7 separate regions of the Mus musculus genome follow, and regions 1, 2, 3, 4, 6 and 7 are each linked to region 5. Evidence: chromatin loops called from intact Hi-C (ENCODE). Cell type or tissue: left cerebral cortex. All regions are shown on one strand. Region 1 holds the start of Cyp7b1 (cytochrome P450, family 7, subfamily b, polypeptide 1). Region 2 overlaps Gm30789 (predicted gene, 30789). Region 3 has its middle 100 kb from the start of Armc1. Region 4 has its middle 4.1 kb from the start of Pde7a. Region 5 has its middle 4.9 kb from the start of Bhlhe22. Region 6 overlaps Mtfr1 (mitochondrial fission regulator 1). Region 7 has its middle 230 kb from the start of Armc1.

What was found. Peaks named below come from ENCODE experiments on the same cell type or tissue, not always from the same donor. Only the 100,000 strongest peaks of a DNase experiment are listed, where the experiment ranks them.
Region 1: it touches region 5 in a loop (3-fold over the local background); 6 of 42 quality-filtered maps call a loop at or near these places.
Region 2: a loop joins it to region 5, with 5 times the contacts of the local background. A loop is called at or near these places in 2 of 42 quality-filtered maps.
Region 3: it touches region 5 in a loop (8-fold over the local background); 28 of 42 quality-filtered maps call a loop at or near these places.
Region 4: a loop joins it to region 5, with 3 times the contacts of the local background. A loop is called at or near these places in 2 of 42 quality-filtered maps.
Region 6: it touches region 5 in a loop (8-fold over the local background); 9 of 42 quality-filtered maps call a loop at or near these places.
Region 7: a loop joins it to region 5, with 2.2 times the contacts of the local background. A loop is called at or near these places in 2 of 42 quality-filtered maps.

What each region holds. Positions count from the first base shown.
Region 1 is chr3:18,242,922-18,246,921 of GRCm38, reverse strand. It overlaps Cyp7b1 (cytochrome P450, family 7, subfamily b, polypeptide 1), which reads left to right and starts at 3,584. Exons shown (of 6, transcript NM_007825.4): 1 at 3,584-3,834. The coding sequence starts at 3,719. In left cerebral cortex, CTCF peaks have their summits at 1,568 (motif pointing left) and 2,166; DNase peaks (open chromatin) are centred at 2,544, 3,161, 3,543, 3,878 and 1 more place; H3K4me3 peaks cover 1,240 bases; H3K27ac peaks cover 1,183 bases.
Region 2 is chr3:18,637,821-18,641,820 of GRCm38, reverse strand. It overlaps Gm30789 (predicted gene, 30789), which reads left to right. Exons shown (of 4, transcript NR_166210.1): 2 at 1,506-1,690; 3 at 1,986-2,242. Among named protein-coding and RNA genes, the nearest start is that of Gm30789, 3.3 kb to the left of the region's middle. In left cerebral cortex, no CTCF peak of the experiment used is centred here; DNase peaks (open chromatin) are centred at 117, 792, 1,371 and 2,180; H3K27ac peaks cover 908 bases.
Region 3 is chr3:19,060,727-19,064,726 of GRCm38, reverse strand. No RefSeq gene overlaps it. Among named protein-coding and RNA genes, the nearest start is that of Armc1, 100 kb to the left of the region's middle. In left cerebral cortex, CTCF peaks have their summits at 2,322 (motif pointing right) and 3,688; DNase peaks (open chromatin) are centred at 2,344, 2,744 and 3,018.
Region 4 is chr3:19,313,448-19,317,447 of GRCm38, reverse strand. No RefSeq gene overlaps it. Among named protein-coding and RNA genes, the nearest start is that of Pde7a, 4.1 kb to the right of the region's middle. In left cerebral cortex, a CTCF peak has its summit at 1,768; a DNase peak (open chromatin) is centred at 1,775.
Region 5 is chr3:18,047,391-18,051,390 of GRCm38, reverse strand. No RefSeq gene overlaps it. Among named protein-coding and RNA genes, the nearest start is that of Bhlhe22, 4.9 kb to the left of the region's middle. In left cerebral cortex, a CTCF peak has its summit at 1,629 (motif pointing left); DNase peaks (open chromatin) are centred at 907 and 1,605; H3K4me3 peaks cover 769 bases; H3K27ac peaks cover 184 bases.
Region 6 is chr3:19,214,586-19,218,585 of GRCm38, reverse strand. Mtfr1 (mitochondrial fission regulator 1) reads right to left here. Exons shown (of 8, transcript NM_026182.6): 5 at 2,883-3,115; 6 at 1,163-1,406; 7 at 265-424. Among named protein-coding and RNA genes, the nearest start is that of Mtfr1, 28 kb to the right of the region's middle. In left cerebral cortex, a CTCF peak has its summit at 2,085 (motif pointing right); DNase peaks (open chromatin) are centred at 1,311, 1,763, 2,148 and 2,742.
Region 7 is chr3:18,931,655-18,935,654 of GRCm38, reverse strand. No RefSeq gene overlaps it. Among named protein-coding and RNA genes, the nearest start is that of Armc1, 230 kb to the left of the region's middle. In left cerebral cortex, no CTCF peak of the experiment used is centred here; DNase peaks (open chromatin) are centred at 1,592, 2,125 and 2,378.

The sequences.
Region 1 (4,000 bases), 200 kb before region 5:
TTCTTGGAGAATTGTTGCTCCATAACAGGAACAGCTCACAAAAGCCTCTAACTCTCAGAAACACACATACACACAAAGTATAGGTATACAATGTTGTGAACTTGGCATGACATCTCCTTTGTTTTCAATCACTGTAGCTAAAGATTATTGTTCACAGCACTGTATTTAATTCTCTGCATAGGCCACTGACATGTGGACTCATCTTGCAATGCTCTGATATTCTACAATAAACTTAATTATCTTTTCAGAGTCTTTGTACATTATTTTGGTCAATTAACACTTTTCCGAGCATCAGTTCAGCCCAATCTCAAGAAAATATTTTCGACCTAAAAATGTTCCACCGGTGAACAGAGGTGGCCAGGGAGCCGGATGGAAGTGAGTGGTTGTTACTGAGTAACACATGCAGGTAGAAATGCATACTCTTCTCAGAAATCCAGGTTTGGAGAATAATCGAACTGTTGAAATTCCGGTGTCCGCTGGGGACAGAGAGTACGAGTCTCAGGACTTGGCATGGAAAGTTGGGTCAGATCACAAGAATGAATTGTTAGTCGGGATTGTGAATCTATAAACCAGAGTATTCAAACCTCAACTGTGCACAATCAATGCCAAACTGTTAGACAAGAAATAAAAGCTCACCAAGGCTTCCCTTCCTTTGGAGACAATGGGACCCATCTGTTCCACCATTTTAAAAAGCTGTTTCAAAATAATACATTCAGATCTTACCTACAATTGTACTTTATATTCAAAACAGAGGTTTAAATTGAACTACACTCGATATTGGTTGTGTACCTTTGCCTGTCCATCAGTCTTTTACCTGTTATATCATTGATTTATTTAAAGACAAGAATTCAGTTTGTTTGTCTTGAACTCATAACCTTTCCTCTCCCTCAACTCTTCCTAGTTCCTCCTCCCTCATCTCCCTCTCAGGATTTACTCCTACTCTATGTCTCTTCAGAAAAGAAAAGGCTTCCTGGGATATCTACAAAACACTACAACAAGTTAGAATAAGGGTAGACACAACCCTCATATCAAGGTTGGACAAGACAACCAGTAGGAGGAAAAGGGTTCCAAGAGCAGGCAAGAGTGAGAGACAGCCCTCACCCTCACTATTAGGACTCCTTCAAGAGCAACAAGCTAACAACCATAACCTATATGCAGAGAACCTAAATCATACCTGTACAGCCTTTGTGTACAGCTTTGTGTACAGCTTTGGTCTCTGTGAGCCCCTATGAACCCTGCTTAGTTGGTTCTGTGGACCATGTTCTCCTGGTGTCCTTGACCCCTCTAGCTCCTACTATCCTTCCCCACTTTCTTCTTCAGAGTTACCTGAGCTTTATCTAATGTTTGAGCATGAATCGAAGCATCTGCTCCCATCAGTTGTTGCTGGAGATAACCTCTCTGTTGATGATTGGGCTAGGCACTGAGTATAGCAGACATCACTAGGATTTTTTTTTTTTTTTTTTTTTTTGCTAGTCACGTCTGGTTCTAGCCTTGGTCTCTGGGCTATCCTGAACATCCAGGCAGTAGAGCAGAGGATGTAGGCTCCCTCTTGTGGTGTGGACCTTAAATTGTACTAATCGTGGTTGGCCACTCCCATAAGTTCTGTGCCACCATTACCCAATACTTCTTTCAGGCAGTAGAGGTTGCTGGTCATGGGTTGAAGGATTTGTGGCTGAGTTGATATATTAGTCCCACCACTTGAAACCTTATCTGGTTACGAAAGAGGGCCAGTTCTGGTCCATATTCTTTATTACTAGGAATCTTTGCTAGGGTCACCCTTAGAGATTCCTGTATGTTTCCATTGTACTACGTTTTCACATCAACCCCGAATCTGTCATAAACCAAACCCCTACTATATCATTTGCTTTGGGGAATGAGCAAAAGATTGGAACCATATGGACCCATTATTAAATTCTCTCATTGTTACTCCACAATCACATATCAACTAGTTTCTTTTCTTTTATCTACTACTAATATCTGTTCACTTCATCTCATAGTCTTTGAAAAGAAGACATTTTATTTTATTTTTTAAATGCTTTTTTTAAAGATTTATTTATTTATTATATGTAAGTACACTGTAGCTGTCTTCAGACGCACCAGAAGAGGGCATCAGATCTCATTATGGGTGGTTGTGAGCCACCATGTGGTTGCTGGGATTTGAACTCTGGACCTTCTGAAGAGCAGTCGGGTGCTCTTACCCACTGAGCCATCTCACCAGCCCTTATTTTTTTTTTTTTTGTTTTTTTGTTTTTTTACAGATCCAACAAACCACATATCATCCATGGCTTACACTTAAGAATGCCATCTTATAGTAAAGACCAGCTGAGTTTATTTCTTTATGATTCAATGTCTATTTCCTAAGAATTGGGCTATGTGTAACCTGCAACCTTAACTACAAATGGCTCTGCACTGCTTCTTCCAGAAAATGGCAGTCATGCCTTTCTTTCAAAAGCTATCTTGCTATGACCATCTTGTTATATTCTGCTCAGTAACTCCCATTCAGAAACCCCCTACCACTGGGTATAAAAACCTTGTCTTCCATATGTCCAATGCTGACCTCTTGGATCCCAACCTTAGGAGGAAGGAGCCCATGAAAACAAATAAAAACAGCTTGCTTTATTTTATGCAGGTCAGTGGTCTCTTCCGCAAGCCTTTGGTGTTAACACTTCTCATTGCACATGGAGTATTCATCACTTTCTTTCTGAGACTGAGACAGGGTAAAAACAGATCTGTGTGAAATGGTAAGTGGCACAGAGACCAGATTTGAAGTTGTTAGCAGTAACTGTTCGGGGATAGGTGAGGGTGGGAACTGTATCCTGTCCAGTGCATAAGATAGAGGTTTTGGAGTAGGATTTAATTAGATGCGTAAATATTTATCAACTAAGTCTACAAGACAACTTGAATATGGGTAATCAGGAAAAAAGGTGTGTGTAGGATGGGGGCTCTCCTGTGAAGTTAGCATCAGGTCTCTCTCTTCCTCAGCCACTTTCACTTTCTCTATTAAGGCAGGGCGCCTGTCCTCATGTTTCAGGTGTATCTGCTGAGTCATTACCGCAGCTCCCATGAGAAGATACTTTTCGAATGTCTTCCTTCTCTGCCTGTACAGTGTGCTGTACACTACGGACGTGGACTTGGTGTCATAGCTTGGTGTTACCTGTGGCTTCTTTCTGTGCTGTGCGTCGGCAGTTAAGACCCTGCCTTCTGCCTCTGGTGTGAACCTTTGCATATATTATGCCCTCAACCTCAATCTAAGCACAGTGGACACTGGTGGTGAAGGTGATGGGGAGCACAAACTGCAGTATCTGCCAGCTGTTTAGGATGACCTGTGCCACAGGGCCACTTTCTAAGGCTAGTGGGTGGGGAGAGCAGGGAGTCAGGCAGGGTCTCTTCTGCGAGCTCACTGCTGACTGACTCAAAAACACCCCCCCGCCCCCCAACCCCCAGGCTTCTGTGGCTCCATCTGGGGAAATCCTAATCCTTTCCCTCTTCCTTGGCAGGGTTCCTGTCACCGGAGCGGAGCGGAGCGGGAGGCGGTGCGAGGCGGAACGCTTGGGTCAGGGGGAGGCGGGGGGGAGGGGACTCCACTAACTTTGTAGTTCAGCTTTGGGGGCCGCTGTGACATTCTGCTCTGTGCAGCGGGCAGGCCACAGCCTCTGGTCTAGAAGAGAGGGCACTGTGCAGAAGCCATCGCTCCCTACAGAGCCGCCAGCTCGTCGGGATGCAGGGAGCCACGACCCTAGATGCCGCCTCGCCAGGGCCTCTCGCCCTCCTAGGCCTTCTCTTTGCCGCCACCTTACTGCTCTCGGCCCTGTTCCTCCTTACCCGGCGCACCAGGTAAGCGCCTGGCTGGCCACGCATGCGTGGGATCGCGGCCACGCGACCTCGTGGACACCCGAGTCCGGCAGGGATGGCGGGTGCAGGAAAACCTTGCTGCAGGACACTGGCATCTGCTGCAGCCAGTGGATGTCCTAATAAAGACTTCTTTCACCCTCCACACACT
Region 2 (4,000 bases), 590 kb before region 5:
GCCCAAGTTACTTACTCTTCTCCATGCCCAAGGCAGCCCAAGCTTGCAGACTCAGAGCTCTAAGCAAACATCTTTCTTAATTTATGAACTTACATCCTTACTCTTATAAACAGTGGGTCTAGAGTAGTGTCAGTTTCCCAGTCTATGGCCTCTTTCCCTCTGGAACATCTCACATACCCATGTTGGGTATTCAGCTCTGGACTCTTTCCTTGCAGTGGCAGTCTTTCTAGGAGGTTTGGCCTCTTTATTGAAGACATCCTCTCTTGGATGTAAGTTATAGGTTAGTACAGGCTCAGCCCACCATAGCAGCCAATCACTACTTTTGCAAACATTTTTTTTTTCTGGCTCGAAGTCATGCTCATTGGCTTATGCCTGTTGCCAAGATCCCATGGCCTGCTAAGCCAACAATATCAGATTATCAGAAAGGAGCTCATCCAGATATCTGTGACTCGATAAAATGCCGTGGTGACAGTAGTAATCAAACAGAAAAGTCACAATCCTTTCTTTCTTCCTGAAGTCTCTATGAGAGACCAGAGAAGTGGGGGATATACATTTAATGCATGAAAGAAAAGTGATTCCCTCATAAAAAGAAGCTATACTTCAGATTTCTGATATATCAACAAAAACAATGATTTTATATTCTATTCTTTCTCTTTCAACGATTTTTTTTCCCTCAGAACAAAGAAGATGGGCTCTAAGTTGGCGTGGTATCTACAATTCCAGAAATAGAAATAGGTGGTTAGTTTTAAACAAAAAAGGATTCTGACTCAGTAGTTTCCCCACACATGCTCCCCAGGATAGAAGGTACATCATAGGGCATACACCATCAAAGAATTCTCATATAAAACACAGTAGTACTAATGACAGCCAGTGAGTGATCTGCTGACCTTCAGAAAGCTGAGGGGGCATAAATGGCCACATATTTAATTGTTCGAAAATCATTGAGAAAATAACGCCAGGTTTTAAACAGGGTTAGAGCTGGATTGACCCAGCTGATTAAAAATGAGAATATTCAGAGTGTTCAGGGCTTTTCCTCTTTCCCTTCAAGAGCCTTGTCATACAACAGCCTGGGCTAAACATGCTGTGTCAATCTTGTCTTTTACATTTCCCGGGTGTTTTCTTCTTAGATCATGCAACAACCCTGTCATTATTTTAAATATTTTTGCCTGTAAAATGCAGAATACTTGCTCTGATTTTAATAGGACCCATGTGTGAAATCCTTTCTTTTTTTTTTTTTTTAAATCCATCGTTCTGATTCTTTCTGCTCTTCAGTACAGCACAGCTTGGTAGCACTAGGTACGTCTCGTTGAAAGTATGTCCATAAATATGTCCCTTGCAGCACAGAACAGCTTGTTAAATTGGCAGTCCTCAGCAGTGTGCCTAGAAAAGTTTGCCTCACTTGTGATAGTCCAAATGTAGGGCAGAACACAGCGTAACTTTTTATCTAATTTTACCAATTGACATATTCTTCAAATTTTTAACTACCTCGTGCCTTTTTCTTACAGTGCTACCACTTGATTTAAAAAGCAGCTGAATGTTCTCACAATGGCTGTGTGTGGATAGGAAAAATACCTGTTTTCTTATCAGATCTCAATTTGGGGAGAATACCGTGACTTAAACTGGATGCTCAAGCTCTTGTGAAAACAGGGTTCTGATAGGACTGCCACCATTGATGATCTCTGTCCTCGAGGTAGGCTGCTACTGCCATTGTGGCAAGGGTGGGACTCATTGATTTTAGTAATTCTAATTTAACAGATCTGTTTATTGACTATGGGCACTATTCTTAATGATGCCCTGTTATTGATCCTTCTATCCTTACATACTTTGATTTTCAAATCTCTTTGTTAGGATCCTATTAGAACCAAGGGTGACATGTCCAGAGGGACCATTGACCTGAGATTTAATGTTACAAGATGAGCTTTCAGTGTCACAGATGTTGATGCTCACCTGTAAGAGGAAACTCTTTTCTCTCTCCTGATGTATAGAGACTCCGGAACCACCACCTCCGTCTTCAAACCTTGGGACACCAGAGAGGCTTCCCTGTCATCTTGTTATCATACTGTTCAAAATTGCCCAAGTGTCATCCTGGGGAGAACCACACATCCAGACAGAAAGAAGCAGCACACACCTGAACATGGTCTCTGTGGAGGGCCCAGCTATGGGACAGAGGACAACCCAGAGACTGTGTTCTGAGTTCTTATCTTGGTGTCCACACCCTCCAGATGGTGGTATGTGCTTTAGGGTAAGTGGCCTGAAGAAAATGAATTCATTTTCCATGCTTAGTTCCTGTCTACAAATTTTACCACCCAGTAGGGAATTTGCCAGCCTCTGAAGAATCTGTTAGGAAATACTATTTTAGGAGCAATTTGTGAAGAAAGCCTTCTTAGAAATATTGAAATGCAAAAGTGGACTGTCTAGAAAGACACCTAAACTTCTACTCCTTGGTTGACCACAATGTACTCTTCTAACTTCAGGTGAGGGAGGGCCATCAAATTGAAATCATTGTAGTCCAACTTAAATGAAATGTATGAGACATATTGTCACCCATAATCTTTAAGGGTTAAGAGCATTACTCCCCACCTCTCTTCAAACCTAGAGATTCTGAGTTCTATTGGATAAGCTATTACCAGTGTGCTTTGGGGATGTACATTTAATTTATAGAAGCAGTCATTAAACTTGGATGATTCTAATACACTTGCAAGTTTGAGACTGCCCTATCAAATACTCCGTGTTTTCCTTAAGTTTATTGTGTAATCAATACAGATAATACTGGACAATAAAGTGAAATTTTAAATTCAAGTATAGTTCTTAAAAAATTAAATGTCCCTCAGACTTATTCTTAGGTTAATCTCACTAAAAGTATGACCAAAGACACTCTAAATTTTAGAATTATCACAGATAATTGAAAGAGAAAAACCTCTTGGTTTTTCCTCTGGACCATTTTACTTTTTTTTTTTTTTTTTTTTTTTTAGTTTGGTAAATGAAAAGGTAATTATTACCAAAAGCTGGAATTGCATGAAAATGTTTACAGTTGTCTTAGGAAGAAAACAGAAGAATGTGGAACTAATTGTGTTGATTCAAAATAATTATGAAACACAAATGAGCATTACATATAACAAGTCTCTTGACAGATAGGGTTTAACTCTGGGGATCAGGCTCAAATGAAGTTTAGAAAAAGAAAGCAGAACAGTGTAACGTTAGTGTGGTGATACCTAGGTGAGAAAACTTGCCCCCAGCACAGTGATTTGCATCACACTGAAGTCTCAGAGTTCCACTTCCTAAAGTTTGACTGATCTTTAAAGATAATGGCATGCTAATGTTTGCATAGTTTTCATCTCTGTTCCACATTAGATTGTCAGTGAGTTTTTCTTGGGAGGATTGGGAGTAGATCCCCCATGAGACCTCTGGATGCTACAGATGTCCTGGTACTACAGACACAAACGACCCCATTTGCAATCACTCGGGTTATTTGTAGGCTGCACCCAACTTACATGCATTATGGATTTGATTTGGTAGGATTCTATTTAGCCCAAAAGTGTAATGGAAAACATAGAAAGGGCCACAAACTTCAGAAAAGCTAGAGAACCAAATATAATTTTGAGTGTTCTATATAATACTGCATCTAGTCTTCCACTTTTGTAGGAAAATAATCAGACACCATTTCATATTAATAACTAACTGAAATCAGATATGAATCAGTATGTAAATTATAGACCAGGACAGACTAGTAGAAATAGAATGCAAGCCACAAAAATAATCTAATTGAATATATATATATATATATATATATATATATATTTACTCAACATTTTCATCATGTCATTTGAACACATGATATTCCAGCATTCTGCTTATCATACTAGGCCTGCATATTTACTTTTGAGTTAGTCACATTTTTTATACTCAGAAGCCACCTGTGGCTAGTGCTTGGCATCTTGCTCAACATGTAATTTGTCTGAGAAATCTTCTGAAGGCTGAATATTTTCCAAAGACAATGAAA
Region 3 (4,000 bases), 1.0 Mb before region 5:
AGAGACAGTATCCAAATTAATAAAATCAGAAATGAAAAGGGAGACATAACAATGAAATATATCTTAAAATATTCTGTTTGTTAAATGCTAACAGTTGAAAATATTAAAATCCTGTTCTACAAAAGCAATAAACGTATGTCACTCCCTCACATGAAGTAAGGAATTTTAACCACTAAGACTTGATCTGATGGCATCTTCCACTTTCCCTAGAAAGTGGCACAAACATTCGTGATCCAAATGGTTTCCAGGAATCCACATATCAGATCTGTGCTCCACAGAAGGATAGGCGAAGGAGCAAGGAAGTGAGTGCATACCCCATTAATGACATTTTCTGAAACCACTTTCAAGTGTGCTTAGTCATTGCTGACGTTTAGTAATGCCACTTCACTGAGCTGCAAATAAATCTATACCAAGAATATAAAAAAATAGTCCATTTCATGGTCAGACCTCAACTAAGGAGGCAGCATCCAGAAAAAAACCCTAGATGGGGTGTAGACCAGCACTGGCTACTGGCTCTGGGGCTGTGGCCTCTGTTTCATAAAGCAAAACTCTTGGACAAGCTTCCTCTGATTGCTTTCAGTTTGACATACTGTTTTGCAGGTAACAAATAGAGGTTTGGATGTTTATCAGTGCATGAGTTGGGGTGGAGCTCAGTGGTAAATTGTGTGCTTATCGCATGTAAAGTCCTGGGTTCAATTCCCAGCCAGTACCACTACTAACATAAAATGATTTCTGAAAGGTTGCATGTCATGTTAAAAGAGTGGATTCCAGGGGTGGAGTGGTGATGGGTACCCATCCATGAGGAAGAGCAATGGGAAAGAATTCCTTTTTAACCCTTTCTTCACTTGCTTCCCAGATGCTGGCATAAACAGTTTGCTTTCCCAAGTGCTCCCAAAGCAGTGTCTTGCTGTTGTTTTGGGCAATTTGATTTTGGTTGGGAGCATCACTGTATTAGTGAATTTCCTCAGGTGTTTTATTGTAGACAGAAAACTGGATCATACCTTGCCTAATTATTGCCCCCTGATAGCCAGTGCTTGCAGACTGTATGAAGGCTGAGAAACAGATGCTGCCTGACATCCATTTTCTCTATTGTTGCTTATACCACCGGCTTTAGCTTCACTCTGCTTCTTTGTTCTGTTTGGAGAACAGGGCTCCATCTTGTTCTTCTACTCAAGTTTAGTGTGGTGTTGTCTGTGGAGACACTCACCAGAAATCTGCATGGCCGAACTGACCTTCAGTTATACCATTCTATCATTCCTTATTCTTTTCCTAATATATGGTAGGTATTCTTATTCAATTTTATTTTAGTTACTAATGTATCATAGGTTTATGTTAGAAAGAACAACCAATTTGTTTATTTTCATGTGGATGAGATATTATTTTTTTCTACTGGCAATAGGTAAGGAAAGGCGAGGGTTTCAGATAAAGTATAAGACATTTGCTAGCAATTTAAATTTTTAATAAATAACACAAGGATATTTTTTCATATAAACATATTCAATTGTTGTTTATCTGAAATTTTAATTAAACTAGGTGTCTTTTCCCCCTCATGTGTGTGATGCAACCCTCTCTCGGTCTAGCCAATAGTCTATATATCTATCATATGGAGCCTAACAGAGTAGAGTTTCAGAGTGGCAGCAGGCATGGTCCCTCCTCTCCTCCTCCTCTACTGAGCCATCTGAATTATAAACATAGGCGTATGTTTATCCACTCTTCCACTTGTCTTGATGCTGTGCCCGAGGAGTGAAAGGTATATGCACTGTGCGAATGAGTGGACGCTGAGCCTCAGGTCCCACTCATGGGATTCTGAAGAGCACACAGAGCTTCCCTTGAAGATTCTGCTGCGTTCCTCCCCACGGGAAACCCGCATGCTTTCCAGATTTGCTGTGAAGGAGAGGTGAGGAGGTAAAGCAGAACTGCAGTGTTTTCAGCATGTCCTTAGTTCTCCAGATGATGCATTCTTTACTTTTAGTGTGTGTGTATGTGCATACACGTGTATGTGTGTGCACATGTCCCTGGATGTGCGTGCGCGTATATGTGTATGTATGCCACAGTGTGCATTGGGAGGTCAGAGAACAACTTGTGTGAGTCCATCTCCTACCATCTCAGGCCTTGGCAGCAATGCTTGCTATTACTGAGCCATTTCGCTGGTAGGCATAAACATTTTTCTTGGTAGGGTTATATATTATAAATGGTTTGCTACATAGATTAACTTATACTTTGTTCTATCAAATAAATGACTTTAAGTAATCAAAAAGACCTTTTCTTTCTTGTTTATTGGCAAGGTTGAGGTCGACCAGGCTTTTGGTGCTTTTCCTAGACAAACCACAAGATGGCAGCAGAGAAATGCTCATTTAAATTTCTCCTCTACAGGATTGCTACAAGTGCAGTAGGAAAAAAAATAAAAATAATAATAATAAAAATAAAAATGAACCCTAGTGACTTAGTTCTTTCTCAGCAGAGTGGCCAGTCAGAGCTCGCGGTGATTTCTGTCAGAAACAAAGAGTGTTTTATTTTCTTTATTAAAGTTAGTTTCCTTGTAGGCTGTGTTTAGAACAGTTAGATGTGGCGGTGTAGCGGTGTGCAGCTCTCCACGGGGTGGTGGTGGTGGTGGTGGTGGTGGTGGGCATCTCACTGAGCATTTCCCAGGTGATCAGCTGAGGAGCAATACACCTGGGCACTATATATCTTCCATCCCTCGCTCCTCCCCTTCCAGCAGATTCCATAATTTACAACCAGCTGGCCCCACCACACAGAACAGGAAAGAAAGGCCGCTCAGCGCACAGAAGCACTGGGCCACAGCACTGAGTACAGGAATCCAGAGAGTTGAAAACGAGCTCTGTAAGTTCTGAGCCTTGACATCTTGGATCTGAATTTCCGCGGGTGTGCTGAAAGGCTCTCTGAAAGGTTTGTGCCAGTGGCCTCCCGGAGTGGCTGGGATGAGAAAGGCCAGGAGCACCGCTAAAGGGGAAGGAAGGGGGAAAGAAGTGATTTGTAGGTATCAGGGCCAGCCTTGAGGAGAGAGTGGGAGGGCCAGAGGAGACTGGGCTGTGGAGGACTTGTCCCTCTGCAGTTCTCACCTGGACTCACTTCACACCCCACGTTGTGGGGTCTGCTCTCAAGTTTCCCCAGTGAGGACTTAACAATAGACTGTGGCAGGGTTTTGTTTTTTCCCCACTGAAGCAAAGAGGCTGCATTTCTGTTAATGACCTGGATTTTCTAACTTTAGGGTCATGAACTTCTTATGAAGTGACAATAGTATGTTCTATAGATACTATAGTAACAAATAAGACATCGTTATCCACTACTTGTTACATTAGAGTTCTTTGTTCCCCAGCTTAGGAACTTACACACACACACACACACACACACACCCCTCTGAACATGGATTTTTGTTTGTATAAATATAGGATGCTTGTTGAAAGTCTTTTTTTTTTTTTGTTTTTGTTTTTGTTTTGTTTTTTATACAGAAGTGAACAAAACAGGAAATACACTTTCCCACAATCTCCCCTGGGAAGCTTGTAGCTATCCTTCTGGAGATTATTCCAAAACCAAGATAAAGGTGCATATCTTTAAACAAAAGGAGACTTCACTGATACTGCTCTGCAGTTCCTGTTTAAATTTCACTCAGCCATAGGCATCTTCCACAAGTGCAGAGTTCCCTGCTGGTGACACGGAGTTCTCCAGGGGTGCTGCTGATAGGTGGCAGGTTTTTGTTTTTTGTTTTTGCTATGGTAAAAACGCCGAAGGAAACGATTTTGTGTATTTAGTTATGTACTTAAAATCTAACTCCCTTTTTCTTTTTCTTTTTTTTTTCAAAATGTGGAACCACCAGTGAAATAACTAATGAAAGCAAGCGATTACGTTGTAGACAGAGAATATCAAACAAGAACATGTTAATGGAACTCTCCTTTCTTTCTTACATTGTCAGGTGAAGTTGGTACTTGGCCCCGCTGGCTAGCCACATAGAGGTTCAGCTTCTCCACAGCAGGGATAATTT
Region 4 (4,000 bases), 1.3 Mb before region 5:
CATGTGCTAGTGACAAAAAGCCGAGTAAATAAAGCCCCTAGTAACACCATGTCAAGTTATACAATCCCACACTTACTTACTTACACATGCCCCCATTACTATGTGATGTCATTCAGGCAGGGACCACTCTCTGGCTTATTTTAGATACCTAGGAGAATATCCAAACACTTGTGGCTATTTGGTAAATATCCATGGAAAATACAAATGTATAGAGAATCTGGGGATTGAAAAGGCACTTGAAGGTATTTTCTCCCCTCTCTTGCTGCTGTAATTGTGCTATAATTTTAAAAGGAAATCTCATACCTGCTTGAGAGCAAGTATCACAGTACATATGTAGAGGTCAGAGGACAACTTGTGGGAGTAGGTTGTTCTCTCTTCTACCATGTGTGTCCTGGGATTGAAATTAGGTCGTCAGGGTTGCTAGCAAGTGTCTTTACCTGTTGAGACATCTCTTTAGCCCCAAATGTCACCATTTTATATACAAGTGACCATTCAATTCAATGATACTTGTGATGAAAACTGTGTAACAGTCAGAGGACGTGCTTTCCAGTGCCCATGTCATCAGGGACTTTTGGTCATGTATATGAACACACACACACATGTACATATAATTTAAAAATAAAAAAGTTGATAAAAACTGCTTAGTAATCCATTTTTAGGTGCACTATAAAAGATCTGTTGTTCTAAGATTCATTCTTTTCAACATTTACATGGCCATTCATGGACAGTGAAGGAAAGGGCCGTCTGCTCTTCATGACTATTCTCCCAGAGATAGCAAGAGAGGAGCCTGTTTTTAGAAAGAGAATGTAAATATCACACAGTCGTTTCAATATTTATAACTAGAGAATAAAATTTGTGATCCCTTTCTGTCAGGTCTCCCAAATCCTTTAATTAAGCAGATGTGTTTTCTGCAGTGCCCTAAACAACAAAACAAAACAACTTTCCCATTTTAAAATCTTCCTATATTTTTAAAGGTTTTTTTCCTATTCTTTGAGAATTTCATATATGTCCCAATGTAATTTGATCTAATCAACTCCCCACTGTGTAAACGTTGCAGCTCTGCCGGGAAAGGCTTCTCCTACAGAAGTGTTACAGTTCTCTAGGGCTGCAGGAAAAGAGAAGGTTTCTCCACCTGAAGTGTTATGGCTCTGCTCTGGAAGGGACAGGTTTCCCCAGGAAAAGCTCTGCTCTGGTGAAAAAGTTACAGCTTTGGACAAAGAAGTATCCTGCCAAGCAGGAGCCAAGGAATGCCACAAAGTCACACTGCACAACCCGAGATCTATTGGAAGGGAAAAACCAAGGAGGGTGCTGCCTCTGCTCTGAGAAAAGCAGCAGGGAGCTGAACAGAGGTCACAGTTTATTTGGTATTTGGGTGGGGTGGGGGGGGGTGGGGGGGTGGGGGGGTGCTTTTCAGGGTGGGATTGTTGGGATTTTTGGGTTTCTGTGGCAAGTTCAGCTGTTTCTTGGCCCTAGTTTTGGGGTCAAGTGAGAATCTTTTGGCCCTTTTACCCCACACACCGTCCCCTCTCCAACTTCTTCTAGATCCCCCCATATTTTCCTCCCACTCCTTTTTTCTTTTTTCTCTTTACAAACTTGAGTCCAATTAGTAATGCCCAAATGCACATGAATGTAGGGCCAGGCCACAGAGCATAGATAACCTTTAAGAGGAGAGGCAACACCTCTTAAGAAAACTGACTCTCCTTCTTTAAGCAGCCATTATCTACCAATAACTATGAGCTAGCAGTGGGGCCTCATGAGCGCCCCCTACCTCAGACACACACACAGATGTAGGAATGTGGATTGGCTTGATTCCGTGCTGGTCTTGGACAGGCAGCCTCAGATGCTATGAGTTCATGTGTAGCAGCTCTGTCATGGGTAGGGGACAATTTTATATTTGGCACAGAGAAATGAATCTAGAAGAAGCTTAAAACCTGTTCTGACCCAGAATTAGAACTGAGTATCATTCCTGTATGTTTCCCAGATCTGCTATAACAAATGGCTAGAAGCTGGTTGCCAAAATAGCAGATGTTTAATTCTTCATTGTTATGAAAAGTATAAATCCAAAATTGAGTTGTTGCTCCCTCTGAATGTTCTAGAAGAGAATTTCCCCCTGGGGCTTATAGTAAGAGTTCAGTTATATTGGAAGCTGAGGCTGCCACTTGGCCATTCTGGACCATTCTGGACTCCTAGTTAACTCTCAGAGCCAGGAGGGGATGCTTATGTCATCTCCATAGCTACACAGCCAAAGAAGAAATGCAGGAGACTTTAGCACTGTGCTTGGTACTTGGTGTTCAGACTCTGTGGGTAAACTATAATACTTCCTATAATAGATTGCTCAGGGAAGGTTTGGTCCACTCATAAGGCAAGGAACCTTACCAGCTAAGACATTTCCTGAAGGCAAACTGAGTATGCAATGGTCATGATAGAGAGAGAGATGGCATTTATGAGTGATAGTCATCTGAACACTAGCACATGCAGTTACAAGGACAGACGACAAGAGGTATGAGTATTTTGACATAGATCTGTACATCTTAATCAATTATTTTCTACTTCTCTCTATCTCACTCTTCCAATACTGGTTAATGCTAGGTAGCCTTATACGCTAGTTTTTAAGTTTCAGAATATTAGGGAGGTTCTGTCATTTGCCACATGTAGGAATGAATGTAACTCAAAGACCTTATAATCTCTTTTGGATAGGGAATGATCTGGCTAGAGCTGTACAAGAGAAAGCTACATATTCCAGGAAGAAGTATGAAATGCTTAAGTGATCATGGATGTCAGGGTGACATGGATAGATCTGGAGTGATTCTGCCCTGATAATCAATTTTGCTAACTAGGTCTGCATTTCCCAGACGTTGCCTTCTTCCCCATCCCCCATGCCCCATTTTTATGGCTCTGGTTTCAGCTACCCATAGCAAAGACTTGCAAGATTTGAAAGGTGGATATGAAGTCATTATATGTGGAAGGTCTATAGAACATTGTAGACATTGTGCAAATGTCTTGTTCTGTCAACTTGCCTCATGGTAAGGAGTAGTACCCCAGGCCTGAAGCATCTCTATTCTCTGTGTCCAGGGCTAGCTCCTTAGCTAACAGCACGAGCATCTTCTGGGTCACTGGGGTGAGACACAGTGAGGAAACAACAAGGGTTCCAATTTTCTTCTCATAGATCACAACTTGTCCAAGCCTCTGACTTCTTTGCAGCTGCCTAGTGACTTCACACTCACTACCAGACATTGAAGCTGAAGGCTTTCATAAACCTCTTTACTAGGTCCCCTCCCTGCTGCCACTTTAGTGGCTTTTCTATAAGCCTGTAATCATTCCTTCCTAACCTTACCACACCAGCTTCTCCATCAGAAAGCCTGGTATAGTAACACATCTCTACAATAAATCCTTTTTGCACCACTTTTAGTGATTCTGCTTCTTTGATCCATATTCATACTTTGCTATTTCATAGCACTGTACTAAGTAACCATCTTCTTTGGGCAGTTTTAGAATCATCTTGTTTAAAATACACTGGACTATGTTATGTTCCATGGTCATGTTAAAGTGCTGTAAGTCTGTATATTCAGAGGACATTCTTGTTAAACATCCAAGTCTTGTGTATTCCACTACATTATAGTATAGTATAGTATAAAACATACTAGCATATAAAAGTATAAAAGCATCCTTTGTATGGATCTTGATTTTCTTTTCTATTTCTTTATTTTTTGTTGCTTTAGGTAAAGGGATTTCTTTCATTACTTAAGTTTAAAGTTTCTCTCTGTGGTGGTTCATTTTGTGCCATGTTGGTTAGGCTGTAACATCCAGTTGTTTGGCCCAACATAGGTCAAGATGCTGGCAACACTTAATCTCTAGATGTTAAGCAGATTACCCTCTTCAAAGTGGCTGGGCCTTGTCTATTCTGTTAAAGGGTTTAAGAGTGAAGATTTGCACTTTCTTTCTGAAGACTCCAGCATAGAAAGAAATCCTGCCTATCTTTTCAGCCTGGCAGTTTTCTCTT
Region 5 (4,000 bases):
CTTGGCATCAGGAAAGGTACATTTTCGGCTAAGTGTTGGATACCAAATGTATACATATCAAAGAGCTCTCATAAAGATGAACAAATTTTATTATTATGGGAGGAAACACTCTGAAAGCCTTCAATAGAGGCTAAAATAGTCAGCAAGCACCACTGCATTGGAATTAGAGGGTGGAGTTGCAGCCCCAAGTAATGTGTAGGTCAAACTTATATTTATTAGAGATCATTCTATGCTCGGATTTGGAAATAGCTCAAGCAGAATCATGATAGAACTCACTCTACCTTTAAAGTGAGATGCTAAAAATTTCGTTGTGGTATTTCTGCATCTCTGATAACTTTATGACTTGTCTAAATTAAGCAGCCAGGAGAAGTCTGGCTCTGGCTGTCTGAGTGTTTCAATTTCTCTATTTCAGAACACTTTGAAAAATAAAAACAAACTAGAGGGGGAAAAAACGTAAACTTTAACTTGAAGCCGCTCTGGGGGAAAAATTAAATCTGTAAGAGCTGTGGGAAGAATGTGACAGACTTGGAAAGTGTGCTTTTCCCTGTCCTCCCACTGGCTCTGAAGGTCCTGTCTGTCAGCAACCACTGAGCCCCCAGGGATCAGCTCTGAGGAACTGCTCCTGAACTGCCAAGTACAATGCGATGAAGTCGGCATCCCAGTCCCTCTAGGCCAAGGGGCTCCTGGCAGTGGTCCTCCAGCCCGAGGATGAGGCACCTTGACCTTGAAGCTGCATTTACTTCCTCTAACCTGCAGTGTTTCTTGTAGCTTGGGGTGGCTGAACAACGTCTGCCGCCCCCTGGTCCTTTGAGATCTCAGTAACACAGAGCCACATTCATTCAGTTCCCAGGGTAAGTTTCTCAGCATCCTTTTGCTTGCTTCCTCTCAAGAACTTGGAGAGACTGGGTCTGCGAATGCCTATCGGATTGAAGAGATTCCCTCCGGAAGAAGAAGGAACCAGGCAGTGGTTCGAGATGAAACAGTTCTGGCAGCCCTCCAAAGTCTCAACCCAGTTCCCCAAATTCCGATCTGGAATTGTTGGGGTCTGCTCCAAACTTCACCTACCTACCTAGTTCCTCTTAATCGATTCCAACAAAGGGCATCGTTCCTCACTAATCTGGAAGTAGTTTAAGTTCGAATAGATGCTGGACAGAAACCTTCAGCCTCCAAAAGCAGCCTTTCCAGGATCCATTCAAACCGGTTCAAGCACGTTGTGGGGACGTTTCCAATTTTCAAGGTTAAGCAGTCTGTGTAATAAGAGAATATTATGGTGCCTAGTTATCACTGGTAACACCTAGAGGACGACCTAAGCTTCATGGCTGAAATAAATAGAAAGGTAGCGGAGAGAGTTCATGAAGAATTCCCTGTCCTCTTTCTTTAGACATACAATGTGGATGTATTCTCCTGGGAACGGTAACTATAGACTTCTTTGTCCTGTTATAGGAGTCTCTCCCCTGAACATTATCTTCATAACATTGGAAAACATTCTGGAACATGTTTAAAATAGTTCGAACAAAAGTGGTGGATATTTTGGGGGGTTGTCCAGAAATAAGAAAACTAAAGATTTAACGGGGCTTTGGGATCCTTAGCTCTGCTATTTAAAACCTGCAGCGCCATCTCCTGACAAAAACGAGAATATCGTGGTGTATGATAGCATTTGAATACCAAAGCCTGAAATATCCAGGTACCAGAGACCCATTTTATTTTATGCCTCAAAAGTCATTTCAATGATAGCTTGGTTATGATTAAAAGCGTTATCTAGACATCTATGTCCATTAAATACTTCTAGTCATGATTCCCAAAACTAATCATTTGTAAAGAGAAGTTTGTGTTCTAGTTTTACATATACATCATTTTATACACTCAGATGTAGTTCTCTGGTGATTTATAATACATTTTATTTAGTAAATTGAATAAAAAATGTCTTCATAGAAATTAAATCACATGTTAATTTGTAAGTAAAACTGAACAATTTCATGCAAAGGATGCTGTAATCTTAAGTACTGTCAAGAATGAACACTTCGGTTAATATTTAGCTGTTCAGTTACTATTCAGATGATTTATCACAGTGTTGCAAAATGTGACTATTGTCGTCAAGAAGCAGCCCTCCACCCCCTGCTTTGAGGTATGTTGACTAGCACCTCTGGTGGAAAAAGAGTAGGAGTAGAGGTGATATTTCCAGACATGTTTGCATCCTCATAACAAACATCAGCAGGTAATCCAGCCGCATCACCTCAGAGACCTTCACGTTCTCTAGGCAACAGTTTCCTCACCATACAGTCCTGCAGAACAGCCAATCTAGGCTTTGCTCCTGAAATGTCATCTAGGGTAACACGTGTCCAGAAAAGCTTACTAGGATTGGCCATTCTTAACAGTTGGCATTTTTGAAGTGTATTTTTAAGAAAGCTCACTTTTTATTAATAAATCAAAAACTGGTAAAGTCCAAAGATAGGGCTGGGGTAGATAGCTGATGGAGTAACAAAGTGCTTGATTAACATGTCCAAAGTGCTAGATTTCATTTTCAACTTTGAAAAAAAAAAGAACCAGAGATGATACCCCTATTAAAACACTTCTCATTTATGATTGCATACACCGGCCAGCTGCTTGAAACACAAATACAAGTAGATATGCTTTTTGTAGTGTACAAAATATTATGAATAGCCTTCAAAAATAGCAGATCAAACAGTCAAAAGCAAATGTCATTACAGTGAAAGATTAATTTTATTTATTACAGTGAAGATCTATTAAGCTAAATATTTGGACTCGTTTACTCTGTCAATGTAAGAGCTCCTGTTTGAAAGAAATTTGATTATATATAGGAGGAACTAGATAAACAGATGGTTAGCTACAGAGCTGTTCACAGTAAAATTTGAAAGTTAGCATGGATAAGTTTGACACACTCTAAAACATTTTTGATGTGGTCACCTGATCTACTCTACCAATTGGATATTGTTGCCTATAATTATGTTAAGCGATATTAAAGAAATTTTAACTTGGCTGTATTATTAATACATTTCACTGAAAAGTATGGATTCAGTTGTCTGGTCAGAACACAGGGTGAGAAGCTCAGGAGAGGGCATGGAGGGAGGAAGAGATCACATGTGTGTGTGGTAAATTTGTACAGTATTTAAGTTAGTATTATAAATTAAATTAAAATTATATATATATATACATATATATATATATATATATATGTATGTATGTATTGGGGAGAAAGAGAGAGAGAGAGAGAGAGAGAGAGAGAGAGAGAGAGAGAGCTGGATACCCAGGAACTGAAGCAGGACTAAGAGAACCAGGGCTATGTCACAAGACTTGGGCTCAAGCTAACAAATACAAAACAGGAACTGACAGCTGCAAGACATGGTGAAATGAGTGTCAATACCAAACGGCATCTTCTTATGAAAATGTCCTTGCCTAATCTATGAAGGACTACACCTTACAACACCCTAAGTTTATACAATGCCCATTGGGAGAATGGCATCCCCACGCAGGTGCTATAGATACAGGAATACATTCTTCAAACTGACTTGATGTCAAAACAAAACAAAACAACAACAGCAGGAACAAAACCACTCTTGCTGTGGATGAGACATTCAGATTTTTTTTTAGAAACATTGTTTATATTTTTACTTCCTTCCTATATTTGTAAGAACAAAGCTCATGAAAAAAAATTAAAAGAAAGCAATTGGCAGAAAAGGAAATATATGTATTTGAATCCAAAGGTATAGAGTATGTATATATAGAACACATGGGAAGGACTGTCATAGAGGCAGTATGTTTCTTTTAAGAAATTTGTAAATTCACATCTGTAGGACTTGATTGCACTGCTCTGTGAATTATTTAATAAGATAAGAATAGCATTAACAGAATAGCATATCTACAGCACATTAGTATCTTAATATGTAATATTTGACAATTTCCTTGGCCTTACTTACGTTCAAGAGGAGAATGGGCCTATTAATCACGCCTTTTCTGACTTCCTTGTAGGATTAATCAATGG
Region 6 (4,000 bases), 1.2 Mb before region 5:
GCTGGTCACAATGGCACAACTACTTTAATCCCAGCATCAGAGGTAGAGGTAGCAAGATCAGGATTTAAGCCAACCCTGCTACACACCTAGTTTAAGTCCACGCTGGATTTCCTAAGTCCCAGTTTCAAACAAAAGATCAATGATCCTTACCCGCCCAGCTAGCTACAATCTCCATATTGGTACAGAGTCCAGCAGCATCCAGCAGGAGACACAAGTCAATGGCTTAGATATGGATCTCCACCTAACATGCTACTTACTACTCACCAGGGCTGGCTCTGAGGTGGCCTCTGACTCTGGCTTTGGAATTCCTCTTTCAGTTTCTCCTTGGCTATTGTGTCGATATGCAAACTTCTTTTTCAGAGCCTCTGCTATGAAGGCAGCATGGTCAGTATCCGCTGGCCTGGGTTTTACATCTTTCTCTGACCTTTGAGAAAGGAGCAGAAACCAAGGGGACAGGTCAATATGTGGATGTCCTTCAGAGGGTCTCTGTGGACAACAAACGGTGACTAAGCCACTGCTAGTAGTAGGAGGGACACTTGGACTTTAGAGCTCAACATGAGAGTGCAGAGTCAGATAAAGGGCCACTTAGGACAAGTCAGGGCTGCATCTTCCGGAAGTACCCAGTGATTCCAGGAGAGCCTGGGGGCATGCATCCTCTTGAGAGAGCTCAACAAGTGAGGGTGCCAGGCACCAAGACGGATGACCTCAGTTCAATCCCCAGGACTCACACTGAAGGCAAGGATTCAATCACAAGTCGTCTTCTGACCTTCCCACACATACTGAACCTTTTCTTAAAACAGGTAACCTTTTTAAGAAATGAGTTGGGCGTTAGTGGTCCATGCCTTGAATCCCAGCACTCTGGAAGCAGAGGTAGGTGGATCTCTGACTGTGAGGAAACAGAGTGAGTTTCCAGGAAAGGCAGGGGCTATACAGGAAAAAGAAAAAAAAAAAAAAAAAAAAAACTGTCTGGGGAATAAAAAACCAAAAAAACAAATGAGTCCACACAAGAGGATGACACTTGGTGGAATTGAGGAGCCATTCCCTGCCCTTGGCTATTCTGTGTAGAGGAGCTCTTAGAGCTGCAGACATTTCTCGAAGGGAAAATGGTTCAGCACTCATGTTATAAACCTGAGACTCCTAGTATTCAACGTGGGAGCCTCACCTCTTGACTGACCGTAGCTTCACACTGTTCATGTCTTTAAGGATCTCAAGCATATTTGGCATGTCAGGCTTCTTTGGGTGGCCCGTAGCCAAAGTCTTTCCAGCACTGAGTCTCTGCTCTCTTCTTTCTTTAATCAGATCAAGAGCAGACGTACTTTGGTGGAGTACCAACGGAAGGGGAGGGGGAGGAGGAGGAGGTGGTGGTGGTGGTGCTACAGTAACAGATGTGGAAGAATCTAAGCAACCTACAAAAGAAGCAAACAAGTTACTCTTTCTGGTAAGAGGCAAGAAAACATCGTGACAGACTTGTGTATCCCTAAAAGCAATGTCCTTAAAAAGAGTCTAGAGGGAAAATGCAATTCAGCTACTAAGAAAGGTCTGACTCTGAACCCAAACTCATCCCATGCAAATGAACACAGATGTTTTTAACGTTTAGACACACTTGTTTGTGGAGAGCAGCATAACCACTCTTAGCAGAAATATAAAGCAGTCTATACTCATACACATCTGTCCTCAATACATACTAGGCAGTTCAGCACTATCACAAGTATCACGAACACGTGACCATGCCAGCTGTTTATATGCCTATAATCCCTGCACTTGGGAGAACAAAGCGGCAGGATCACCAAATTCAAGGCCAACCTGATCTACATAAGGAATTCCAGGTCACTCAGATACAAAGAAAAACCTTGTCCCACAAAACAGTATCACACTTAATTTTCAAAGAAAAAAGTAAGTGTTAAAGAAATAAAATCCCTAATATTTACCCTTTTTGCCTAATCAAAGTTGGCTGTCTCTACTGCAGAACTATACAAATGAGAGCTTGGGGAAATCGTAACGTCACAACAGTTTTCCCCGGAGTACTCAGACCATAAGACAACAAAACAAACTGCAGAGTTATCTCCTATTTATGGTAGTTTCCCTAGTCTACCAGCAGAGGGAAGTAAAGAAAACAGTTTCAAGTTAATAGACAACAAGCCAGAACCTGCTATGCAAAGCACATGTCTATGCAAATCACTGAGATCACCCCTCCCCTTCTAGTGCCCAGTGCCCAAAGCACCATAAGCAACAGGATTCAGACACTGGGCACCTACGTGTCTCTCCAGGACCGTGAAATAACAGGAAAAACAACCACTACTTTCCAACAGACTACCAGGCTAGGATTTCAAGGCCATAGTTTCTTCTCCATGGGAAAAAATGTGCCACACAAATTAAACCAAGAGGATTAGATGAAATCCTGACTGGTTTCTACTCTACAAGAGAAAGAAAAGGGTCATTAGGTACCTGCTGTGTGTTTATTTATTACTTTCTATACATAATGCCACAGGGACTTGGTAATACAAGGACCGTTATACCCAATTTAGAGCAGGAAAGGAAAGTGGACCATCAGATGTTTACCTCAGGCCCTGCATGTGTAAATAGCTTCTCACAAGTCCTACCCAGAAACAGTTCCTTTCACCAGACACAAAGTCACGTTACATCCTCGTGTCTGAGAGGAGTGGTTATCAGATGGGGGAATCTAAACTTCCCATAAAGCAGCCATTCACAACAGCCCACTTCAAATGCAGGCATTTCAGAGTTTGCCAAGCAGATTTTTTTCCCTACTCTTCTCAAATTAAAGTCACACAGACATCATCGGGTTTTGTGCTGTCTTAGGCAAGACTAGAGAAGACACAGCTTGCACTGTCCAGTCACAACAAGCCACTTCAGGGGCCACATACCTGCACTTGGACTCTGTTGCTCCTGCAGGGTCACAATCTTGGCAATCTGAGCTCTAAGGGCAGCAAGCTCATTCTCAAGGGCAGAGATCTTCTGCAGGGCCTCCTCGCTGGCCAGCGTCCTCTCTGGAGAAGGCTTGTCTTGAGACAGGCTTGGGAAGGAAGTGTGCCTGCTTGGGGGCTTCTCAAAGCAAGGAGGGTCATCCTCATGAGGAGGCTTGGAACTGACTTCTGCCCTGCAAGGAAAGCATAAAGGTGGCCATCACAGGCTGTGAAGGAGACCTGAATAGACAGACACCTACACACTGCTCATCAGGGTATCACACAAGTCACTATTCCCCAGCTGTATGCCAGCACTGCCCCACTCCTTTCCTGTCTACAGAGCCTGTTGCTCCTCCACCACTGTCAAGAGGAAAGGCTGCCGATTGGTTTTGTTTTGTTTTCTTTTGTTTTTGTCTTCACCTAAAAAATTTCATCTTCCAAATTGCAATCTAATCATAACCACCGGGAAGCTCAAACCGAGAATGTCTGAGCCCTTCTGTAGGGTCCTGGCTTTGCCTTCTAGTACCAGCAATTCCTGTGTTTGACTAAGCACATCAAACAAGAAATATGGGAACCATGTAATCCAACCACATCCCAGAAGCCGAAAGGAGAGGGGAATCGTTAATGTCATTTCTCTCAAGCCCACACTGTCAAAGTCTGAACACTGGAAACACTGCTCCCTGAAGTCGGACATGCCAGTCGCTGGGAATGCTTCAAAATGCAAGAATTCTTCATGAGTACAGGAAGTAATCATAATTCCTAGTATGAAGATCACTAATTCAAAGTAGCCTGGACTGCACAGTACGCTGGACACTAACCTAAGCTACTCTAAAAAGCAGAAACAACTGCCCTGTGCCTGGAATAAGGACTTTAGTGTCCAGTTTCTTTTGCAGTTTAGGGAACATGTGGCTGAGCAGGTTAATAAAGCCTCAGACCTATTAGTCAGCAACTGAAGCCACTTAAGCCTCAGCCGCCTTCTGCGTGCTGAGTGAGGCCAGTGCAGTGCAGTGTGGCATTTCAGTGAAAGCAGGTAAAGGGGCAGCACACAGTGAGGACACTCGGGCTGGCTATCAATTCCA
Region 7 (4,000 bases), 880 kb before region 5:
TGAAGTTGGATGAAGGCCTACTCAAATATGGATATTGGACATGAGCAAAATCCACTTCTCAATAGAGGCAGAAGTAAATACAACAAGGGTGGAATAAGGAATAGTGAAGAGAGGGAAGCAGCCCCGTGGGCCACTAACTCCATCTCATGCATGTATGTGCTTCAGGTGGCCTCTGAGGCAAGAACAGGTCCAGTTGAGGCTCAATGAACAGAGGCACTCTCACACAAACAAGTAAGCTGATGAATCTTGCAGTTACCAGCCAACTTTTGTATGGAGATCAATCCCCAGCAACTCTTTATGTCCTGTTTACAGGGATCTGTGTATATGACCATGCCTGGCCACTGGGTTCCTCCTGGTCTAACATCACAGGGACAGGCAAAAAGGGAGAGAAGTGTTTGGGAAATCATGACAAGTGACTGTTTTGTGTGCCAACCCATTTTAATATTTGTTGGAGGGGAGTGTAGTAGCCACATATTCTTACTGTCTCCTGTACTACAGTCCCCTGGGAGGATCTGGGCCAGTCTGAGCTGGTTACAACACTGCTGGATGGCATTTTGAACTGTCAAGACAAAGACTCTATTAGCAGCAGGTGTGAGTGGTTAGCCTATGACCCGGCTCCCAGCACCGGCATCATTTTACATAGAAGTTACTTAGGTTTAAGGACTGGGTTATATTATATGACCAATGCATTTTCATTTTAAAATAATATGTAAAATATAAAACTTTCAAAAAATGTTTAAGAAGCTTCATCAATGTCTATTGTTTTTATGAGAGAGAGGGAATTGAAGGAGGTACTCCTTTTTTCTACAAGGAGAGGAAAACTAGTGTGGGTTGGGGTCGAAGAAAACACCAGTCTGAGGGCCGATATAGTTAACAGTTTCATAGCAGCAGGTTTTATTTTTATATAGCTTGGCCAAACAGCCATTTATGCAGATAGGACTGCCTTTCCAGTGGGAATTGGAATTCCAATGGGAATTATTGCTTGGTAGATTAGAGCTGTGGACACAACAGCCTAGGTTCCCAGCCTCACCATTTGTTTGTTAGCTTTGTGACTGTGGATGGGGCACATACATCTCTCTGTGCCCCCACTTGTTTCACCTATAAAGTGAGGAGCAGTAATAAGTAATAATGGTCTCACAGGTTTGTATAAAGGGTAAAGTAGCTAACCAATGCACTTAGATTAGTGCCCACACTGTTACTGTTGATGATTTCCCATTACAGACTTATCACACTCTTAGTTCTTGGTTCCATAGGACCTCATTATTCTCTGGAGATCTATGTGAGAGTGGGGGCTGTGGTGCCATCGAGAATTTAGTGCATTTTACTGTAGTATATTATCAGCTGCATTGTTAAACATCTATGGGCATTAGAAGAGAAGTTTCTCTACATACAAAGATCTGGGAGGGAAGAATACAAAGGAAGGGAATTGGAGGTTAATATTTAGGGGGGAGGGTGGCCTGCTGAGTGTAGGCTGCTAGAAGGATATTCCAAACAGAGCTGCTCCTTTACCATCCTGAGCTAGAACTCTGGCTTAGACACACTTGGGTCCTTCAGGAACAAGTGAAGAGTAGATATCTCATTGTCCTGCCTAGTGGGGGCGACATCTGCAGCTCTGGTCATTGTATCCTCAGACATTTCTCTGCTCCTTCCTCATTTCTGAAACACATTGTTTTTACAGCCCATCTAATTTGGGTGTAAGCTTGGCCAGCCTTGTTGTCATTTTAATATATGTTATTTTAGTTTTTCACACAATCTGTAATATATTTTATTGACTTTCTAATAAATGGGTGGTGGGAAGAGCTCTTATTTCCATATGGACTGTGCATTTTGGAGATGTGTATCATGGCTTGATACTAGAGCAAATACAGGCTGGCTTGTGTTCATTCCTGCTATTTGGGGTTTATGTGCCTCGCCTCGCCTAATTTTTCATTAGGATATAATAATAGTCCGAGGAAAGGGTGATTTCGTATGTGATGTATTTCATTGTGCTCTTATGGTAAGGGTAGCATCTAAAGTGGGAGAGCATCGCTAATTTTTCGGCACAGTAATTTATTCTCCAGTATTTAAATGTTGTAATTTTCACGCGGAGGCACATGCTGCCACATCTATCTTCCTCTGGCCCAGTCTGTCTTGCTCTTTCCTTTTCATCTGTTTTGTTTTTGCATATTTTTTTCATAAATTCGACAGATGGCCTCTTGATGAATCCTTGATAATACTGTCATGTAAAGCAGCTAAGACTAGAAATCATCTCACAACAATTTTTCATTGCAAAGAGAAAATTGAGCAGAGACAAACATCACTAAGTCCATAACAACAGCCACAAAATATCTACTTCATGTAAATAAAGGGGACAGGCTTGCCTCCTACTGCTGCTGTACAAATGCCAGCGTCCTTTTAAAGGCCTCTGAATATTTTATGTTGTGTTTAGATTCCCCCTTCAAGCTGGGGTTGGTTGGGATTTGTGAGCTTTCGTATTCTGAACATTTGTACAGACTCTCTGATGCATCCTCTCCCTTCTCCCCGAGTCCCTCCCCTTTGGGCTTCATAATTGTGGATCAGGTGAAGTTTGCGTCCCCTCATTTCAAGGTCATGCACCAGTACGACCATTTTCCTGACTCAGAGGGCACGTAATTTCACAGCCATGTACTCCTCATTAATCCCCCTGAGTGGGGGTTCAGGAAGTTCCAGATCACAGGTTTGTTTTTGTCTCGTTCTCTGAATGAATGCTTCACAAAGGGATTAGATTAACCCCTTTGATTATATTTATATCTTACTGCAGTGCACGCTGGAAACAAGTGATTTCTTTTACCCTCTTTCATCTCTCCTTCCACTCCACCTCTTCCTTCTTCCCACGTCCTATTTTCATATTTATTCTTCCTTAAGGAACAGGGTGTGGTTTGTTTCAGAGAGGTTTGTGGTATACACAGTGAATTGCTCACTTACTGGTAGCAACTGTGGCACTATATACATATGTACACACACACACACACACACATACACACACACATAGTGTGTGTGTATGTATGTATGTGTATATACATATGCTATAAGTCCATATTTACATGTGTGTTTATACACAGGCATATATTTTTTGTTTCAGAAGATGCTGAAGCCTCTAGCCTTACTACGAAGGTGAAAATTTTTTGTTCTTTGGGCCTGTGAACTGAGAGACACACCTGTAGTCCATTTCTTATGCTATGTGTAAATTAGAATGCCCTCACTCCAGAATGCTCTGGGCTTTTTTTTTTTTTTTTTTTTTTTTTTTTGTAAGCACTGAATCCCTGCTAAATAGCCCCCACTCCTTGCCTCTTGTTCATGGTCTCAACTCCTAGTTCTGATGGCTTTGGTGATCCTTAGCCAGCATTGAAGCAAGGAGCATTTAGTATTTCCTATAGTGTAAGAGCTCTTCTGAAAACCTCTTTGGGGCTTTAGAGATTCCTTCCTCTGCCCAGTGGTAGGAACCAATAGCTTTCATGTTCAAGTATCAGGCTTGTTACCACCATTGACTCAGTTTACAGGCTAGGACTGAAACAGGTTCTATGGATTTCCCAGGCATTCTCTTCCCTCAGCTGAGAAACCCTGCCTAGCTCCATCAATCACCCTTTCAAGTGATTGAGGATGCTAAATGAAAACTGTGCTTCATGTGAAGAGAGGATTCATTTTTCTCGTTCTTGTCCCTGGATGACAAATATATGCTGGGAAATGAACAGAGTTGGGGTATGCACTGTTCAAGTCCAGCTTAAGAGACAGAAGGTATTCATGCTGCTCTGGCTGCTGCTCTCCAATCAGGAGGTCACAAAAACTGTTGGTGCAAAGCACCAGCTCTGTGTCTCTGTGTCTTGTGGAGCAGAAGTTGATGTCTAAAGACTGGAAACAAGTACATAGAAAGATCGTAGACAGTCTCTGACTTAGAGAGTGCTCAGAGTCTTGATTTTAGAGGCAGTTATGGCTCAGAAAATATGCACTGCATCACAGCAAGGTCTGCGCACGTAGCCTTCTG